Linked DNA regions of Homo sapiens: region 1 is linked to region 2. The links are chromatin loops, found by intact Hi-C in ENCODE. Cell type or tissue: Caco-2. All regions are shown on one strand. Links, peaks and the distances in the headings refer to the core of each region. The heading gives the core; the rest is flanking DNA.

Region 1 (11,098 bases), core at 1,130-9,129, 88 kb before region 2:
AGGGAAAGGAAGAAAAAAATCAGAACCAAGAAAAGGCAGAAAGAGCACATACACTCCTTACAAGGGTGGATATTGTTTTTATTTTTGAGCAACAGCTTTACTCTGCATTTCCGGACATCCATTTTTGTTGTTATCCAACATCTGCCCACCGATATTCCTTTTGAAGACTACCCCATTAATCTTGAGAGTGGCTGGTACTCCCTCTAAGACATCGAAAGGGACTAGCTTTCCAAACTGAAGCCTTTGGCTAATCAGAAACTTTTCCAGGACTTGAATGTAGAGTGACCCAACATCATGAAGGCAATTGCACGTCTTACTCAACCTGGCCCAGCAGCAAGAGAACCAGTTCCTGTGACCTCACTATCCAGAACTCTCTTGGTTCCTATGTGCTTCCCAGGCTTGGTTTTTGAGCATTCCATCTATTTTGTGAGCCTCGCTCTGATTGTGCAACATTCCTTGAATGGCAGGTAAAGCAAACTTTGGGAGGCTTTTGGGTTTGTTTGTTTTTTTTTAAGGAATTAAGTAACAACATTTTAATCAATAAATATGAACATGTGTTTGTTAACCAGTTATTATTTGGCAGAAAAAAAAAGTCATTTACAAAGAATGCAAAAGATAACACCACCTTGAAAACAAAGTGCCAAAAGTCTTTGCCATAAACATTTCCTCACTTATAGAACTAGAAGTAACAAACATTTATTCAGAATAAGGCTTGAAATAATCTAAAAAGTTCCAGATATATTTTAAAGCTGTAACAGATTATTTTGCATGTAATGCCAAAATAGATTATTTTGCACATAGTAGACTATCTGACAACCCAATGAATAAATGATTGAATAGATGAATTGTTGAACATCAGAGAAAGTGAATACTTATGTTCACATTATGGGCCAGGCCTATATTCAACTCTTGGTCTTCTCCTGCCTCACTGTCCCTTGCTCTTCCAAGGGCCTTGGACAGGGGACTTTCAGGTAGGGCTGGAATGGTAAGGTGTAAAGTGAAATTTGAAAAGGATAAATGACTTGTCCACTGCCCCTGAGCTAGTCAGTGGTACAGCTTGGTCCTGAATCATCCTTTCAACAAATTCCTCTTTTCTTTTTCTTTTTTTTTTTTTTTAGATCAAGTCTCACTCTATCGCCCAGGCTGGAGTGCAGTGGTGCGATCTTGGCTCACTGCAATCTCTCCCTGGTTCAAGCAATTCCCCTGCCTTAGCCTCCCGGGTAGCTGGGATTACCGACGCATGCCACCACACCCGGCTAATTTTTTTGTACTTTTAGTAGAGAAGGGGTTTCACCATATTGGCCAGACTGGTCTCGAACTCCTGACCTCAGGCTATCTGCCTGCCTTGGCCTCAAGGGCCTGTAATCCCCAAAGTGCTGGGATTACAGGCATGAGCCGCCACACCCTGCCACAAATTCCTCTTTTCTGACTGCAATAGCCAGAATCGATTTCTGTGGTATGCAAACTAGAACCTTGGAAAAAAATAGAAACATAAGTTACACAGTTCTCAAATCTGGAAAAAAAAAAAAAAAAAAAAAAAGGATATAGACCATTTCCTCACAAGAGACAATGCTTTTTTGGGACTAAATTCAAAAAGTAACTCTCAAGGGGGAAGACACATGGAGGAGAGCCTTAAGTCATTCAATAGATCATGTACTTATGATGACCAGATAGTCTTTAACCTGGTATTTTATGTCTTGTTAACCCCGGCCTTGTTCATAAAAGTATCTACTATAATTTTGCTGAAGGAAGGACTAAACGAATGAGGATGCTTTCTAGAAACTTTTCTCAGCTGACATTCTCAATTGGTGTTCAACCACCCTTATCTAGAGGAGACACAGGATTTCCATAACAATACCTAAGACCCTCTTCCTCCTCAGCTCCAACACCCACCTACAAGATTGGCAGATCCTACATAATTACCCACACAGTGAGCACTTTCTATTTCTCCTGATTCTTCATTCTTCTTCCCTACCAGCAAGTTTATATCCTGTCAGAAATTATTATTTGTGCTTCTCTTTCCTGCACCTAGTCCAAAGCCAAAGGTGAAAGGTGATGGGAGTGAGCAGGAGGTCATGGAGCTTATCCCTGAGGACCTACATGGAGGGCATCTTGGAAGTTCACCGAGAAGAGCCGGTGGGCAGGATCAGGCAAAGTAGGGCTGGGCCCTCTGCTCCCTCAGCTCAGGAGCCCTTTTCCTGCCTCTCTAGTGGGTTTCATAACTCCATAGAAGATGATTCTGAATGCCAACCAAATAACTTCACACAATTAGAATGGCCAGCCAGACCTAAAATACAGAAGTCTAAAACTACTGCTCAGTGGGGCCTGTCAATGACATCAACAGGAGACAGACACCCAGGTTATCATTCTGCTAAGACCTTGCCTTTTACCCATCCTGCTGCTAAAGGAAGTTTTCTCCTTCTACGTTGAGTCATGTTAATCATAGATTCCCATTTTCTTAAACTTCTAATTTAAACTGTTGAGATTGCAAATCTTTAAGATTCACAATCAACTGGACCAATAATCCAATAGTATCTTCTACAAGAGTATTCTTCTTTAGGAGAGCTGGGCAGTGATGATGAACTAGTAGTATTCACCCTAGTAGGTCATTGCCTGGAGTCCCTGGGAGGCATTAGATTCCTGACATAAGTTGTGTTTCCTCAGATACCAGGAAAGGCTAGAGCATGGCAATAGCATTCTGGAAATAAAAAGTATCACTGCCTTCTCCCTCCTGCTCCTGTCCCCCACCACCCCCAGTTTCCTGCACAAGCCTTGTACAAGTGGGGAGAGCAACTTGCTCAAATCCAGACCCAGAAGTAAGGAATAGACCCTGGCATCCTAACAAGGCTGGAACCTGCTACACCAGAGTGCCTGCTTTTCATTGAGAAATACAAAGAAGCAGCAGCTCCTCCTTTGGCCCGAGGCCAACCTCCACAGTAGAGTCAAAATGTTCTATCACCCCTGATGCAAAGCATCTCAATCCCTGCTGAGTGGCTGGAGAAGCAGTGGGAGCAACTCAGCCTGGCAGGATCTGTATTTCACTGTCTCCCTATTATGGAGTAATATAAAAATATGTTACAGCAGCATCAGGCAAGCAAAGCATTACAGGAGGTCTGAATTCAAGGCCCGGTGTCACCTCAGCTCATTAGCTTTTCTATGGATGGCAAGGCAGATTCCCTTCCCCCTTGAACAAGCAAGAGACTCACTGTGTTGAGCCTTGCTCACCAAGTCAAGGCAGATCTCCAGGAAAATAGGCCTGCTGATGTGGAAGAAAAGAAGGCAAGCCAGAGCAAGGGGCCACCGGTGGCCTACAGGGGAGCCTCCAGGGCTGACCCCTTTGCTTTTCCTATTTAGCATTTATTTGAACTGAAATTTACATGTTTGGCTTCAGTCCAAGAACTAGCATTTTGTGAGAGAGCCTGAACCCAGCTTATTTTAAGTATATAATAATGACAACTAGAGGGACTTTTTGTCTGGCATCCTTCAATTTCCCAGAAAGGGAGAAAGGGATGTAAACTTACCTGCTTGCCCCACAAAGCTATTACTATCACATGTCCAGCCATCTCTCTCAGTGATGTTTTTCAGAAAGCAAAGGTTTAAATGAGTAGAGAGGAAAACCTTACCTGAACAAATGACAATTTTACAAATGTTGAGTTACATGAGTTCTCAGGTGTCTGAGAAGCTGGGTAAATATGTACCAAGCCTGAACAATGATATAGCTGTGGTTTTTCCATTTGAGCCAGAAGATGATGGACATCTCTGGATGGCACTGTATCCAGTGGTTGCTCCCATTTCTTTTCACAAAGGAATCACAATGAAAAGGCAAAAATGGCATTTTCAGTGCCTTGTTTGACAGGGTTAGGGAGGTGGGATGGGATGGCCATCCTGACCACAGGGGCATGGGAAGGAGAGTGGTAAGGAGGAAGAAAACAGAATTGTACACCTGAACACAGAGTCAGGAAGCACTTGTCATTGTGGCCACTTTAGCCACTCGCCCACATACATCACCGTAATAACCACTCAGTGGGCTTGGACAAAAGACAAACCCAAAAGTGGTGTGCAAAGGGTTTTGACCTTAAATACTTCACATACGAATTTACTTCCTCAAGAACTTTATCAGGCTGCTGCCATCTTCAAAGAACCTCAACATTATTGTCACAATCCTTAAATCAATTTGCAACAGGCACTTGAAGCTCTCTCAGAGACGAGAAGTGCATGGTTTGTTTGTCCTTCTCTATTGACCAAGTTTTGACTTTCTAAAATACTCTCCCTCCTTGAAAGTGGATTTCAAAAAGTGTTCCAGTTACAATTCTTTTAGACTCTGATCCTCTCCCAGATGTATAAACAAATATGTATATTAAACATCCTGTTCAAACAAAGTAGGGAAAACAGGCTAAGATTATGGGGCAGGGAAGCAGCAGTCTCTCTTTCAGTGCCTCTTTGCCATCCCCTACCTTGTGTCCATTAGAACATCTTCAAAATTACATGAGACTCATTGCAGCTTCTTCCTAAAACAAGGCTAGTGACACTTTAGCTCTAAGATTCCAAAATCATTTGAAGGAATAGCCTGTAGAACCAATCCTCTGTATCTTTGCATCTCAGATTGAATACTTCCAAAAATAAGCATTAAAACATATAGGCACCACTTATTATACTTTTATTAACTCACATAATCTATACAACCTCATTGGGAATGGGTATCCTTACACCCAATCAAAAGGTCATGAAACTCAAGCTGAGAGAGGTTGACTGTTTTAGCTAAGGTCACACAAACAATACATGGCAGAGAGGGGCTTGAATCCAGACCCTCGGCCTCTTTCTACCATGTCATAGCTGCCTCTCAAATGTGTCACAGGAGACCTAAATCTAGTAAACACTAAAGTGCAACAAATATCACATTCCCCTATGGGCTCCCCATCTTGTAAGATGCAAACTCCAAAGCCTCTAGAGGCCAAGCTCTGTGGAGCCCTAGAGAACTGCAGAGCAACTGCATCCTCTAAAGAGGTGGTTGCAACACAGTTCTAACACAAGGTGGCTATAAGAATGAGGAGTTCAGTGGCTGGCAAGATGGCTGAATAGGAACAGCTCTGGTCTGTAGCTCCCAGCAAGATCAACGCAGAAGGCAGGTGATTTCTGCATTTCCAACTGAGGTACCTGGCTCATCTCATTGGGACTGGTTAGACAGTGGGTGCAGCCCACAGAGGGTGAGCCAAAGCAGGGTGGGGTACTGCCTCACCCGGGAAGTGCAAGGGGTTGGGGAACGCCCTCCCCTAGCCAAGGGAAGCCCTGAGGGACTGTGCCGTGAGGAACGGTGCACTCTGGCCCATATATTACGCTTTTCCCATGGTCTTCCCAACCCACAGATGAGGAGATTCCCTCCAGTGCCTACACCACCAGGGCCCTGGGTTTCAAGCACAAAACTGGGTGGCCGTTTGGGCAGACACCTAGCTAGCTGCAGGAGTTTCTTCATACCCCAGTGGCTCCTGGAATGCCAACAAGACAGAACCATTCACTCCCCTGGAAAGAAGGCTGAAGCCAGGGAGCCAAGTGGTCTTGCTCAGCAGATTGCACCCCCACAGACCCCAGCAAGCTAAGATCCACTGGCTTGAAATTCTTGCTGCCAGCACAGCAGTGTGAAGTGGACGTGGGACTCTCGAGCTTGGTGGGGGGAGGGGCGTCTGCCATTACTGAGGCTTGAATAGGCAGTTTTTCCCTCACAGTGTAAACAAAGCCTCCGGGAAGTTCAAACTGGGTGGAGCCCACAGCAGCTTGCCAAAGCCGCTGTAGCCAGACTGCCTTGCTAGATTCTTGCTCTCTGGGCGGGGCATCTCTGAAAGAAAGGCAGCAGCCATAGTCAGGGGCTTATAGATAAAACTCCCATTTCCCTGGGACAGAGCACCTGGGGGAAGGGGCGGCTGTTGGCGCAGCTTCAGCAGACTTAAATGTTCCTGCCTGCCAGCTCTGAGGAGAGCAATGTATCTCCCAGCACAGCGCTCAAGCTCTGCTAAGGGACAGACTGCCTCCTCGAGTGAATCCCTGACCCTCATGTCTCCTGATAGGGAGACACCTCCCAGCAGGGGTCGACAGACACCTCATACAGGAGAGCTCCAGCTGGCATCTGGCAGGTGCCCCTCTGGGATGAAGCTTCCAGAGGAAGGAACAGGCAGCAATCTTTGCTGTTCTGCAGCCTCTGCTGGTGATACCCGGGCAAACAGGGTCTGGAGTGGACCTCTAGCAACTCTAGCAGACGTACAGCAGAGGGGCCTGTTAGAAGGAAAACTAACAAACAGAAAAGGATAGCATCAACATCAACAAAAAGGACGTCCACACAAAAACCCCATCCGAAGGTCACCAACATCAAAGACCAAAGGTAGAAAAGTCCACAAAGATGAGGAAAAACCAGCGCAAAAAGGCTGAAAATTCCAAAAACCAGAATGCCTCTTCTCCTCCAAAGGATCACAACTCCTCACCAGCAAGGAAACAAAAATGGACAGAGAATGAGTTTGATGAGTTGACAGAAGTAGGCTTCAGAAGGTAGGTAATAGCAAACTCCTCTGAGCTAAAGGAGTATGTTCTAATCCAATGCAAGGAAGCTAAGAACCTTGATAAAAGGCTACAGGAACTGCTAACTAGAATAACCAGTTTAGAGAAGAACATAAATGACCTGAAGGAGCTGAAAAACATAGCATGAGAACTTCATGAAGCATACACAAGTATCAACAGTCGAATTGATCAAGCGGAAGAAAGGATATCAGAGATTGAAGATCAGCTGAATGAAATAAAGCGTGAAGACAAGATTAGAGAAAAAAGAAAGAAAAGGAATGAACAAAGCCTCCAACAAATATGGGACTATGTGAAAAGACCAAACCTACATTTGATTGGTGTACCTGAAAGTGATGGGGAGAATGGAACCAAGCTTGGAAAGACATTCCAGGATATTATCCAGGAGAACTTCCCCAACCTAGCAAGGCAGGCCAACATTCAAATTCAGGAAATACAAACAACACCACAAAGATACTCCTTGAGAAGAGCAACCCCAAGACACATAATTGTCAGATTCACCAAGGTTGAAATGACGGAAAAAATGTTAAGGGCAGCCAGAGAAAAAGGTCAAGTTACCCACAAAGGGAAGCCCATCAGACTAACAGCAGATCTCTCAGCAGAAACCCTACAAGCCAGAAGAGAGTGGGGGCCAATATTTGACAACTTAAGAAAAAGAATTTTCAACCCAGAATTTCATATCCAGCCAAACTAAGCTTCATAAGTGAAGGAGAAATAAAATCCTTTATGGACAAGCAAATGCTAAGAGATTTTGTCACTACCAGGCCTGCCTTACAAGAGCTCCTGAAGGAAGCACTAATTATGGAGAGAAAAAAACGGTACCAGCCACTGCAAAAACATACCAAATTATAAAGACCTCAACACTATGAAGAAACTGCATCAACTAATGTGCAAAATAACCAGCTAGCATCATAATCACAGGATGAAATTCACACATAACAATATTAACCTTCAATGTAAAATGGGCTAAATGCGCCAATAAAAAGACACAGACTGGCAAATTGGATAAAGAGTCAAGACCCATCGGTGTGCTGTATCCAGGAGAGCCATCTCACGTGCAAGGACACACATAGGCTCAAAATAAAGGGATGGAGGAATATTTACCAAGCAAATGGAAAGCAAAAAAAAGCAGGGGTTGCAATCCAGTCTCTGATAAAACAGACTTTAAACCAACAAAGATCAAAAAAGACAAAGAAGGGCAATACATAATGGTAAAGGGATCAATGCAACAAGAAGAGCTAACTATCCTAAATATATATGCACCCAATACAGGAGCACCTAGATTCATAAAGCAAGCTCTTAGAGACCTACAAAGAGACTGAGGCTCCCACACAATAATAGTGGGAGACTGTAACACCCCACTCTCAATATTAGACAGATCAACAAGACAGAAAATTAACAAGGATATTCAGGACTTGAACTCAGCTCTGGACAAAGAAGACCTAATAGACATTTACAGAACTCTCCACCCCAAATCAACAGAATATACACTCTTCTCAGCACCACACTGCACTCATTGTAAAATTGACCACATAATTGGAAGTAAAACACTTGTCAGCAAATGTAAAAGAATGGAAATCATAACAAACAGTCTCTCAGACCACAGTCCAATCCAATTAGAACCAAGGATTAAGAAATTCACTCAAGGCTGGGTGCGGTGGCTCATGCCTGTAATCCCAGCACTTTGGGAGGCCGAGACGGGCAGAACACAAGATCAGGAGATCGAGACCATCCTGGCTAACACAGTGAAACCCCATCTCTACTAAAAATCAAAAAAATTAGCCAGGCATGTTGGCAGGCACCTGTAGTCTCAGCTACTCCAGAGGCTAAGGCAGGAGAATGGCATGAACCCAGGAGGTGGAGCTTGCAGTGAGCCGAGATTGCACCACTGCACTCCAGCCTGGGTGACAGGGCAAGACTCCATCTCAAAAAAACAAAAAAAAAAAGAAACTCACTCAAAACCGCACAACTACATAGAAACTAAACAACCTGCGCCTGAATGACTACTGGGTAAATAACAAAATGAAGACAGAAATAAATAAGTTCCTCGAAACCAATAAGAACAAAGACACAATGTACCAGAATCTCTGGGACACAGCTAAAGCAGCGTTTAGAGGGAAATTTATAGCATTAAATGCCCACAGAAGAAAGCAGGAAAGATATAAAGTTGACACCCTAACATCACAATTAAAAGAACTAGAGAAGCAAGAGCAAATAAATTCAAAAGCTAGCAGAAGACAAGAAATAACTAAGATCAGAGCAGAACTGAAGGAGATAGAGACATGAAAATCCCTTCAAAAAAATCAGTGAATCCAGGAGCTGGTTTTTTGAAAAGATCAACAAAATAGATAGACCACTAGCCAGACTAATAAAGAAGAAAAGAGAGAAGAATCAAATAGACACAATAAAAAATGATAAAGGGGATATCACCACTGATCCCACAGAAATACAAACTACTATCAGAGAATACTATAAACACCTCTATGCAATTGAACTAGAAAATCTAGAAGAAATGGATAAATTCCTGGACACATACACCCTCCCAAGACTAAACCAGGAAGTAGTTGAATCCCTGAATGGACCAATAACATGTTCTGAAATTGAGGCAGTAATTAATAGCCTACCAACCAAAAAAAAAGTCCAGGACCAGATGGATTCACTGCCAAATTCTACCAGAGGTAAAAGAGGAGCTAGTACCATTCCTTCTGAAATTATTCCAATCAACAGAAAAAGAGGCACTCCTCCAAAACACATTTTATGAGGCCAGTATCATCCTGATACGAAACCTGGCAGAGACACAACAAAAAAAAGAAAATTTCAGGTCAATATCCCTGATGAACATTGATGCGAAAATCCTCAATAAAATACTGGCAAACCAAATCCAGCAGCACATCAAATAGCTTATTGACCATGATCAAGTCGGCTTCATTCCTGGGATGCAAGGCTGGTTCAACATATGCAAATCAATAAATGTAATCCATCACATAAACAGAACCAATGACAAAAACCACATGATTATCTCAATAGAGGCAGAAAAGGCCTTCGATAAAATTGAACACCACTTCATGCTAAAACCTCTCAATAAACTAGGTGTTGATGGAACACATCTCAAAATAATACGAGCTATTTATGATAAGCCCACAGCCAATATCATACTGAATGGGCATAAGCTGGAAGCATTCCCTTTGAAAACCAGCACAAGACAGGGACGCCCTCTCTCACCACTCCTATTCAACATAGTATTGGAAGTTCTGGCCAGGGCAATCAGGCAAGAGAAAGAAACAAAGGGTATTCAAATAGGAAGAGAGGATGTCAAATTGTCTCTGTTTGTGGATGACGTGATTGTATATTTAGAAAACCCCATCATCCCAGCTCCAAATCTCCTTAAGCTAACAAGCAACTTCAGCAAAGTCTCAGGATACAAGATCAATGTGCAAAAATCACAGGCATTCCTATACACCAATAACAGACAAACAGAGACCCAAATCATGAGTGAACTCCCATTCACAATTGCTACAAAGAGAATAAAATACCTAGGAATATAACTTTTAAGGGATGTGAAGGACCTCTTCAAGGAGAACTATAAGCCACTGCTCAAGGAAATCAGAGAGGACACAAACAAATGGAAAAACATTCCATGCTCATGGATAGGAAGAATCAATATCGTGAAAATGGCTATACTGCCCAAAGTAATTTATAGATTCAATGCTATCCCTATCAAGCTCTCATTGACTTTCTTCACAGAATTGGAAAGAACTACTTTAAATTTCATATGGAACCAAAAAAGAGCCTACATAGCCAAGACAATCCTAAGCAAAAACAACAAAGCTGGAGGCATCACGCTACCTGACTTCAAACTATACTACAAGGCTACAATAACCAAAACAGCATGGTACTGGTACCAAAACAGATGTATAGACCAATGGAACAGAACAGAGGCCTCAGAAATAACGCCGCATAGCTACAACTATCTGATCTTTGACAAACCTGACAAAAACAAGAAATGGGGAAAGGATTCCCTATTTAATAAATGGTTTTGGGAAAACTGGCTAGCCATATGCAGAAAAGTGAAATTAGACCCCTACCTTACACCTTATATAAAAATTAACGAAGATAGATTAAAGACTTAAATGTAAGACCTAAAACCATAAAAACCCTAGAAGAAAACGTAGGAAATACCATTCAGGACACAGGCATGGGCGAGGACTTCATAACTAAAACACCAAAAGCAATGGCAACAAAGGCCAAAATTGACAAATGGGATCTAAATAAACTAAAGAGCTTCTGCACAGCAAAAGAAACTATCATCAGAGTGAACAGGTAACCTACAGAATGGGAGAAAATTTTTGCAATCTCTCCCTCCGACAAAGGGCTAATATCCAGAATCTACAAGGAACTTAAACAAATTCACAAGAAAAAAACAAACAACCCCATCAAAAAGTAGGTGAAGGATATGAACAGACACTTCTCAAAAGAAGACATTTATGCAACCAACAAACACATAAAAAAAAAAAAAAGCTCATCATCACTGGTCATT
Region 2 (11,098 bases), core at 996-8,995:
GAGGGCTTTATCCAAATGCATACAGGAAGCTAAATAAACAAAAGCAGTGTTATTTGTCCACTGCAAAAGGCAATTGTTATTTACTTCTAAGGCAAGTTGGATGATAGGCTATTTGCATATCCAAAACTTCTAATGCAGTAAGAAAAAAAAATTAACCTCTGTATTAAGCACAGACTCAAGGACTGAGAGACTTCCTTAATTAAATCAAACTGCTTTTCCACAGAAGCTTTAGGTAGAACCTACTTATGGGAAGCTTAAGGTAATTGATCCTGAAATTAAGCATTCTTTCAAAATCTGGGCACCGGACTTTTGGCGTACTCACAGAAACCAGAAGTAGTTTCCCCTGGCTGATCTTTGAGGGTGTCCCCTTTAAACTTGCCAGCCTCCTTCCGTGGAAGATAAAATCATGCAGGGGTATGGATTAGCTATCATGTCATTATAGCAGGCACAGCCGTCTGTTACAGGTAAATTGCTAGGCAATGTAATAACAATGCATTTTATTTACTGTGCAGGGTGCTTATCTACAGAAATGTTCCCGACAAACAAAGAAAGGCACAGCTAACCGCCTTCCCTTTAGAATACAGGCTGAAGCTATGCCAGCACCTTCAGAGAATAAAAATGCTAAATAATCTCTGTATAAACAGAGTCCCTAAAAACTCAATGCATTTCCTAACAGAAGCAGAAAAGGCAACTGGTGCCTGGGATGTCCACGAGGTCTTTCTCAGGCTCCTATCACTGCTGACTAAATCGCATCCCAATTTGGGGAGGAACCAACCAATGGTCAGTGTAAGTCCAGACTAAGAGCATTCATTGTTGTTAAATGATGATGATGATGAGGTTGATAAGGTTGACTACCATTTGTCACATGCTTGTCATCTGCCTTGCACTTTTCAACATTGTCTTTTTTTAATTCTCAAAACAAACCTATGTTAGTCCTGCTCTTAACCTCATTTAACAGATGAAGAGTTTCACAAGTAAGGAAACTGTCCACTCAGCTGTTAACTTGAAAATTCAAAAATAAGCCTGCCTCCCTCCAAAACTAGAGATATGAACCTCTGTGCTAGACCGTTCTCAAGAATCTGAGGAATTTGCCTGAGGCTGGACTTAGCATTCAGGACTCTTGTCCTCCCCTGCTATTGGTGCCTACCTTATGCACACATCCCACCCACTGAAGCATCCACTGGGCTCACACTTTGTGCCCCACAATGAGGGCCACCAATACAAAGGGCACTGTTTTACTAAAAACCTAGTAGATGCCTTTTAAACATACAGCCGTCCATGAATAGAATAAGTGAACTAATGAATGAAGGAATGAAGAAATCTAATTAAAGAGTCTAGGATGCAGCCTACAGAGACATGACTGGAATGTGATTGCTCTAAAAGAAAGCTGTGACTTAATCAATAGTATTAACATATCTGAAGAAAGAATGTGTCCACAGAAGGAAGGCAGTCTGCCCAGAGTTCAGAAAAATGGAGCACTATTGAATTTGGTGTTTATCCAATTGTGCCCAAGGGAGAGAGGGAGTACATATGGCATTGATAGAAAGATGTACCAGGATTGCTTAGTTCACTTCAATAGTCTTTGTAAACCTACTATGTGCCATGCTGTACAGTAGGCACTGTGAACGAACACACACAGACACACACACACACACACACACACACACACACAGTTCCTAACATGGAGGAACTTGCAGTGATAGTAGGAGAGACCAGCACATAAACAGTTCTTAAATGCTCAGTGCTACAACTGAGATATGTGAAAGGTGCTACTGAGTACAGAGGAGAAAACCTTAGTCCAAGGTCTGGGAAAACTTCCTGAAGTGACCCTTGAGCTGTGTTTCAACAAATAAGCAAGTGTCATCCAGGCCATAACAGACACAAAACAATTATAAGCAGAAGAACCAGCAGCTGTCCACATCACAGCATGTCAGGGATAAAAATAGTGCCTATTGCCTATTAGTCCAGAGACAGAAGATGGTGTATTTAAGTAGCCTGCAATTTATCCTTAGGGAAATAGGGAACCTTTGAAGGATGCTAGCTGGGGAATAACAAGATAAACTTGCATTTTAGAAAGATCATTCTGGCAGGAATATAAACAATGGAAGTGAATATAAAGAAAAGCCAAGAAGGCCTACAGACAAGTTTGAAGTTATTATCAAAGACCCTGGTGAGGCTCTGTCCTAGATCAAGGATAGCTAGGATAAGGAGAAGAGGGAAAAGTAAATATTTAGGAAGCGATGTTGACCGGTTGGATGGGAAGCTTGAAAGAGAGATGAGAAATCAAGAGTGATTCCAAGTTTCTGGCTTGGATGCGGTGTTAATGGTTGATTGGATGAGAAGGATGAAGAGATAAGGAATCTAAGATGATTCCAAGTTTCTGGCTTGGATGACCAAGTTGATGGTAATATCATGAACCAGGATAGAAAATATAAGAGGAGCAGCAAATTTGGATTTGGAAGCTGAAGAAAATGAGTCTTGTTCTGAACATGTTGAAGTGTCCATTGGACATCCAAGTGGAGCTGTCCATCCAGTGGGCTATTGTATACATAATTCTGCAACTCAGAAGAATCATCAGGGATAAATACTTGAGCCAGGTGCAGTGGCTCCTACCTGCCATCCCAACAACTCAGGAGGCTGGGGTGGGAGGATCACTTGAGGCCAGGAGTTTGAGACCAGCCTGTACAACACAGGGAGAGCCCATCACTACAAAAATAAAAATAAACTAGCTGGGTGTGATGGTGTGAGCCTGTAATCCCAACAACTCAGGAGGCTGAGGCAGGAGGATCACTTGAGCCCAGGAGTTTGAGGCTGCAGTGAGCTATGATTGTGCCATTGCACTCCAGCCTCAGTGACAGAGTGAGATTCCATCTCTAAAAAAAAATAAATAAATAAATATTTGAACATCGTGATCAAAGAGATAATAGTTAAAACCATGAGAGTAAGCTATCACAAGGACAAAAAACCAAACACCGCATGTTCTCACTTACAGGTGGGAATTGAACAATGAGAACACGTGGACACAGGAAGGGGAACATCACACTCCGGAGACTGTTGTGGGGTGGGGGGAGGGGGGAGGGATAGCATTTGGAGATATACCAAATGCTAAATGACGAGTTAATGGGTGCAGCACACCAGCATGGCACATGTATACATATGTAACAAACCTGCACATTGTGCACATGTACCCTAAAACTTAAAGTATAATAATAATAAAATTAAATTAAATTAAAACCATGAGAGTAAAAGAAATTAGCCAAGAATGGATAGAAAGATGGATGGATCAATGGAAGGGAAGAAAAGAAATAAGCTAATTAAAATGAGATTATTCTATATTAGCTAGCTTTAATTTTTGGAAAGTTAGAAAACTTTGTTTTACTTAAAAAAGGATAAAGAAACTGAAGAAAGTGAAGGAGAATAAACTTCAAATAAACGTTTCCTTGCCAGTAAAGTTATTATTTCTTAAAAGAGCCTTCTACGTTAAGAAAAAAAATATTAAAAAAAATAAAGTGGCTAGTCATTCAAAAAACAAAAAAACTTTCTGCTAAGAAAGATGAGGAAATTGGTACTCTCACACTCCCACCCATATTCCCTGATAAGGATTATAACATTAATTCTCTATTCTGTTACCATTTTCTACTTTTGTTTAGACTTAGTTCTTACATTTACATGAATTGAATGCCCACTACCAGTCTTTTACTGTGACTGTTTCATTCCTGAGTCCTTCACTTTGTCCTTTATTTTTACCTCTTGTGTGGCTTCATCTTGTCACTAACTTTTTTTCCAAGAAGTGTTTGTACACCCTGTAATTCTTGGGTCAATACATAAGAATGTTTACCTGTTATCTTTATATTTGACCAACTCCTTGGCTGGATATAATATTTTTGAGTCACTCTTTTCCTCAGAAATTTGTAGACATTACTTCATTGACTATTGGCACTGAGCAAAAGTCCAAGGCTAGCCAGATTTTCCCTCTCAATAAGTGATTCTCAAAGCCCATGTCTTTAACCAAATGTAGGGGAAAGAAAACTCAATCTCTCTCAATATGTTTGGCTCCTTGATGGTTTGAGGTGGACAAAACTCTCTGGCAATATTAAACAACATTTAAAAGCTACAAGCAGGCCCGGCGTGGTGTCTCACACCTGTAATCTTAACACTTTAGGAGGCCGATGCGGGCAGATCACTTGAGCCCATGAGTTCAAGACAAGCCTGGGCAACATGCTGAAACCCTGTCTCCACAAAAAATACAAAAATTAGCCGGGCATAGTGGCACAGGCCTGTAGTCCTAGCTACTCAGAAAGCTAAGGTGGAAGGATCACTTGAGCCTGGGAGGTTGAGGTTGCAATGAGCCCTGACCATGCCACTGCACTCCAGCCTGGGTAACAGAATGAGCCTTGATCTCAAAAAAATAAATAAGTAAAAATAAATAATAAAAGCTACAAGCCCTTCTCTGCCTCATTAAATCTTCTCATCCTTCAAGACTCTGCTCAAATGTTCCCCACCACCCTATAAGCCTTTCTCCTCCCTTCTTTCTAGGCAGAATTAGTATTTTCAAGGAGTAGTTATTCCATTTAGCATTGTAAGTATGCCTGTTTTCCCACTAAATTATAAACAGCTTGAGAGAAGAACCATGTTTTCTTCATTGTAACCCCAGCATATATCACTCAGCTATTAATAAACATCGTAAGGGTTCAATGTTTCCTGAGTAATCTATCCTCACTTTTCCCCCATACATATCTGAGGGACTCCTTACAGCAGGTGTGCACAAACATCAGCATGCATCCGAAATACCTGGAGGACTGGCTAAAACACATTGCTACACCCCATCCTCAGAGTTTCTGATTTAGAAGGTCTGGAGTGGGGCTCAGAAATTTGCATTTCTAACAAGTTCCCAGGTGATACCAATGCTACTGTTCCCAGAATCACACTTTGAAAACCATTAGAAATAGAAATAGACAGAACGAATCCTTGCAAATGGGAAAATGAGGTTCAGAGGAGGACCTTACATTCGTCTCCAAAAGCATCCACTTCTGAACTAAGTCCACAAAACTGTAGACTAAGTGATTTCTTATAGCATAAGACTAGAATTAGCCCAAATATTAGAGCATGTGGCCCACGAGAAAAGACATTTCATGACGCTTCCCTTAATTTTTCTTTCTTGATTCATCTTATCACTCATGAATAAAGTACCCTCAATCAGTGTTATTTACCATGATTCTCTATTATAACTATTAACTGTACCCACCTTAATTCAATGGTCAGGTGGGAGTATACATGCAGAGGGAATTCATGTACTTCAAACTCTCCTTCAAAATAAAACAATAATAATAGTCATTTAAAAATCCATTTCTCTCTCACCCTTATTGTGTTTTCTCAGGCTTTTCATTCTGTCTCCCTGCCTTCTTATTTCCCACACACATGAAACAGTGGTGATTTTTAACGTCAAGATTTTGCAAACCATCGCCAGGTACACATTCCCCACCACATCATCCTTGCCATTTAGCCGTTCGGTCCCTGGAGAGGATGGTCAGTGGCCCCAAGGCTTCTACAGCAACTTCTAAGTGGTGATTTTTGTGCTCCTTTCCCTAAAGGGCTTGAATTTCTCGGAGCACTAAATCTCCCCCGGTTTTCTGCGCGCTATCACGCGCTGCGGTGCACCAAAGTTGCGTTGCAGTGCCACCTACAGTCTGCTTCTGATAGAGACCCAGAGCCACCCAATCCAGGGCCCTCTCCACCAGCTGACCAGTTAAAGCAAAATACAGACATTCTGGATTCAAGTGGACTCTGCCTCTATAAGAAACTGCTCAGTACAAAGTCAAGGAGCCCTCCTATCTGAACTTCCATCTGGAACTATGGATTGCTAAACCGTTTGAAATGGTGTCATCAGCTTGGATTCTTGCTTCACATTGTGTTTTTAACTTTGGAAGTTTTAAACACCTTCATGGCAAGAGGCCTCCCGTGGTGACAGTATGAGAAGAGGAAAACAGTGGCTGCTGGGCCTTTCCTTTCTGCTTCTTGTGGTTGTGGCAGTGTTTGAGCTTCGTTAAGATCTGCAGGGTGAAAATCAGCTCGGCCCGGCCAGGGAGCCAGAATGAAATGGAGCGCCTGTGCGCGCATTCGGAAAGCAGCAGCCACGTTAGGAGCCTAGGGTCCATTCGCTCTCATTTAATGTTTCTTCTCAGGCAGAGAAGTACAGGCATCAAACATCCCGGCCCTTTTATGGCACATAAATCACAGGTCAGCGCCTTCCACGGAGGCTCCTGCTTGCTAAGTGAGTGGTTACACCAGGAGCAAGGAAGCAACATTTCAGCACACTTAGAGACCCAGGAGGATGAGCTGATTGCACAGGGCAGAGCCAGGAATTTCTCCCTACAGTTGAATGATTAAAACCTTTCTCCTGCTTGAGAACTGGGACATTGTTTCGAACTTTCCACAGGCAGCAGCTTGCACCCAGATCTGCCCTGGGTCCCAATCTGCCATTAACTCCTTTCTCAGAGAGTTGGTTTCCACAGCCCCTACAGAGCAGAGCAGGCTCTGAGACGCCATCTCTTGGCCCGCCGCTAATTGAACTAAGGTGAACTTTTTCCTCACTGAATCCACAGAATCTCTGTCTTGATGATTTATGTCAAGAGACTGAGAAAGCTGGAAGCTAAGCCACGTTAACAGGAGGGCCCTAAGTAAGGGTCCATGAACTTGGCCTGCTGAGGTCCTTGAAACTGCCCTGGCTTCTGCCATTCCTATGTCTACCACTGTGGCTTTTCTGTGGTTGATGAGTCCTGTACCCAAAACCAACTTGAGAAGATTGGGCTCCTTAGTACCGAAATTGGTAACTAAGACACGCTAAATCTTAGAGAACACACATCAGACTCATGTGGGGATTTCCGCTCACTACCCCACACCATGGGGAAGAATCTCCACAGCCTGCCCTCAGCCCACCAATGTTCCTGCCCTCCAGCCAAAGGCAGGAGATGGCTACCCCGTGGGGCAGGGGTGCGGACAAGGGAAGGCGGTGGAGACCAGTCCACAGACTGCTATCTACCCACAATCCATCACTGGTTAGCAACAAGAAAAGCACAGAAACAGTGTTGGGAACTACTATGACAATTTTTCAAAGCAATTTAATATTTATCAAATCTAACAATAAAAAATTAGAGCTTGTGTTTTGAATGTTGTTTTCCTTTTCATTTTTCTAGTATTTTATTTCTGTTGTATTTTATGTATTTATCCAAAGGAAAAGAAATAATTATATTGAAGAAACTCCTGCACCCCCACGTTTATTGCAGCACTGTTCACAATAGCCAAGATACAGAATCAACCCAGGCATCCAACAACAGACGAGTGGATAAAGAAAATGTGGTACATACACACAATGGAGTACTATTCAGCCATAAAAAAGAATGAAATCAAGTCATTTGCAGCAACATGCATGAAACTGGAGGACATTGTGTTAAGTGAAATAAGCTAGAGACAGAAAGTTAAATACCACGTTCTCACTCATATGTGGAAACTTCAAAAAAAAAAACGTTGGTAAAGGTAAAAGTAGCACAGAAGATACAAGAAGCTGGGAAGGGTAGGGGGAAGGGAGGGATAGGAAGAGATTTGTTAAAGGACACAAAATTACAGCCAGATAGGAGGAATAAGTTCTAGTGTTCTATACCACCATAGGATGACTGTAGTTAACAATAATATGTCACATAGTTTTAAGTAGCTAGAAGGAGGATATTGAATATTCCCAACACAAAGAAATGACAAATGTTTGGGATGATGGATGTGCTGATTACCCTGATCACTACACTTTATAATACTGGAGCATCACTATGTACCACTGTGAATATGTACAATTATTATTTGTCCATTTAAAAATTTTTAAAGTTTTTTCTTTAAAAGATTATCAGTCCACAAGAGATTGGAAATAAAAAACAAAACAACATACGTAAGTCTTTCATTATGAATAGTTTGAAGTGCACTACTTTAAATTCCCCTCTTCACTCTGGCCCAAGCCCCTTGGCCATCCAGCAGGCAGGATCTCAGAGAAGGCAGGAATGCAGCTGTGCCTTCTCTGCAAGGAAAAGCAATGACTCAAGCAGAGGCAAAGCCTACTGTTCACACCGATGAAGAGAACCCATGCTTGGATCATTCAGGCAGAGGCAGGGCCTTGGACTTAAGTCTAATTGCCCCAAACATTCCAATATAGAAAAGATCTTAAGACCCATGGCATCCTGATGGAGTTAAGGACAAGTATTCCAAGCCAGTCAGGAAGCACTTCCAAGAGCAAATTTTTGGGCTGCATCCAGGGGTGAGTCAAGTGGTCCAACTGAGTTTGGGGGACTTGTAACATCTCTAGTCAGTGTTTCTCTATGCCATCTCCCTCAAATACCCCCTACACACATATGCGCACACACACACACACACACACTTATTCTTCATCCCTCCCTGGAGCTTGTCCACTTCTCTGAGCAGCACCAATTTCCTTGCAGCCAGTAGCAAGAGCACAGATGTGGAGAATGCATGGCTCCCACATTTCTTGATATAGACTTGAGGTCTTGCCTTATCCTCTCCAAGGAAGAGCTGAGGCCACTGGGAACATGGAGTGGGCCCATAGGCCATGGCAAAGCCTCCCAACTCTAAGTCCTTTCTGTGTAAGTCCAGAAAATGAAATATTGACATGGAAACATCTTTCAAAAAGAAAAAACATGTGGCTCTTTAATACATGAAAATTTAAAAGTATAAGGAAAAGAGGAGGAACAAATAAATGGAGAGCAAGGCAGAAAAGGAGGCAGGAAAAGAAGAGGGGATAGAGGGCTATAAATTTCATGAGGGCAAAGAACATGTCTGTGTCCCAGTGCCAAGCACAGTGCTGGGCACATAATGGCACTCAACTCAGATTCAGTTTGTTGAGTGAATAAAGAAAAGAAGGAAAAATTGACACAGGAGCAAGGAGGGAGAAGATGCTCAAGAAGCATGCAGCTGCCCAGATTCCTCCTGGCATTCTACCCGGGATCTCACTGCTGTCCCTCCGGCCCACAGGAGGAAGCAGGCAGCGGGGAGGGCCTGGCTGCACGGGGCACATGCTGTGGGCAGGGTGGTGGCTGCACATGGGCTCCTTCTCTAAAGCAAGGCTCCTTGTTGGTCTCCTTCTCTCTTTCTTTTTGATTCCTGAAAAACATTGTTTTAATGCAGGGAAGAGTCATTGATTTCATTTGAAACAATGCCCAACAGGATATGGCGTCTCAAACAGCTCCTTGGCCCTTGGCAATTGTTGTGTGCAGGTGTTTCATGCAAGTGCCGGGCAGCACGTACAGCACTGAGACCCAGGCAACACTGGGCGTAGGCCTGGAGAGTGGCCCAGGACACATGGGGCTTATGGCACCAAGCCCTGTGGCGTCTTCTACATTCCAAGAATTCAACTCCTTCCCACATGCCTCCCCCACCCCTTGCTAACCTCACTTCCAGCCCCCAGTCTGTAGTATAATAGGAATTGGGTTTTCCCTCTTGTTATTTCTTTTTTTTTTTTCTGAGACTCCCTCTTGTTATTTCTGTAACTCATAAGATAAAAACAAACCATAGTCCCAAAGAGAGAAATGTATCTGCACTAAACAGAATGGCAGTAAGGAAGAAGGAAGACTGCTTGGTAACGACATACAAAAACAGGACGGACTTTAACCAAAAAAGGCAATAACAAACATATGAACACTGATAGAGTAGAACAAAAAGTTTATCAATAAAAATCAGTGCATATACAAACATATTTTTAATCCAAGCTTCCAAGAGTAAAGTGGAAATAAGGAGTATTGCAGCATGAAGAAGTATCTCCAACCCATAGAACTTTACAAGTCGCCCTGGACAGAGTTCAACGGTCTCCATTATGCAGCAATTACACTACCAGCCATACACCCAACAGAAGCGAAAACACATATCTACAGGAAAATTTTTACATGGATATTTATAGCAACATTATTCACAATAACCAAAAAATTGAAACAACCCAAATTGAAACAATCAGTTGATGAATGGATAAATAACATGTGGTATATCCATACAGTGGTATGTTATTTGGCAATAAAAAGGAATGAATACATTGATGTAACAGGATGAAACATGACAAAATTACGCTAAGTGAAAGAAGCCACACACAAAGGATCACATATTGTATGATCCCTTTTTCTTTTTTTTGAAATGTCCAGAATAGACAGATCTATTGAGACAGAAAGTAGATTAGTGTTTGCCTACAGCAGGGAGGGGGATGGCAGGATGGGGGGGTGACAGCTAAGGGGATCAGGATTACTTTGGGGGGTAGTACAAAGATTCTAAAATTGACCATAGTGATGGTTGCTCAGCTCTGTAAATATACTAAAAGCTATTGAAACATATAAACTGGTAAATTGTATGGAATATGTCCATGTAAATAAAAGCATAAAAAAAAAGGACAGGTGGTTTCCCAAGCAGAGATAAGAAGGGTGTGGCACGGCCAATGGATTTCACGGACAAGGAAAGGGTAAGGGAAGCATGCTAAGTCTTGTAGTGTCAGGAGTGATTTTGTCACTCCTTTTTATCCTCACTGACTCTAAGTCTCTGCTCCAAGACTTCACCAAGAGGGTCCTAGAAAAGAACCCCTCTCTTTTCCCCCTGTGTTTTCATAATGTAAATGACTGATAAGTGCTTAAAGTGTTACCCTTTCAGAGATATTTCTATCTTCAGATCATAATCATAGGAATGTAGAATATTTGAGCCTTAGGAACAATCTCATCTGCTGGATTTTTGTGTACTCTCTGGAGCCCTTTCAGGGCTGTAAAGTTGGAGCCAAGAAGGGAAGGGCTGTGGGCAGTCATACATTTTAGAAAAACACCCTCTCTGGGTGGTTAAATAACATTTTGAGGGTTTAAAAGATAGAAACTCTTAGCCATCCAGAATGAATAAATTATCAAGAACAATTCAGCCCTGAAGTTTTTGAAGAATTGACATTTGACTGCTTTTCCCATGAAAGGCACCATGAGGCCCACATTCCCCATCATGAGTTCCAGAGAGCCACTCACAGGCTTCTAGCACATATGACAGCTGCCCTCTTCCACATCTGGACATTACCCCAGACCCTTCTCTA

Evidence for each region. A loop is a pair of places that touch in the nucleus more often than their neighbours do. Peaks named below come from ENCODE experiments on the same cell type or tissue, not always from the same donor. Only the 100,000 strongest peaks of a DNase experiment are listed, where the experiment ranks them.
Region 1: a loop joins it to region 2, with 8 times the contacts of the local background. A loop is called at or near these places in 11 of 110 quality-filtered maps.

What each region holds. Positions count from the first base shown.
Region 1 is chr14:34,134,286-34,145,383 of GRCh38, forward strand. All of the region lies in intron 2 of LOC102724945 (a long non-coding RNA gene), which reads right to left. Among named protein-coding and RNA genes, the nearest start is that of EGLN3-AS1, 100 kb to the left of the region's middle. RefSeq lists enhancers at 4,758-5,577, 5,578-6,396. In Caco-2, for the core only: no CTCF peak of the experiment used is centred there; a DNase peak (open chromatin) is centred at 5,746.
Region 2 is chr14:34,222,514-34,233,611 of GRCh38, forward strand. No RefSeq gene overlaps it. Among named protein-coding and RNA genes, the nearest start is that of EGLN3-AS1, 190 kb to the left of the region's middle. In Caco-2, for the core only: a CTCF peak has its summit at 5,714 (motif pointing left); DNase peaks (open chromatin) are centred at 1,128 and 5,688.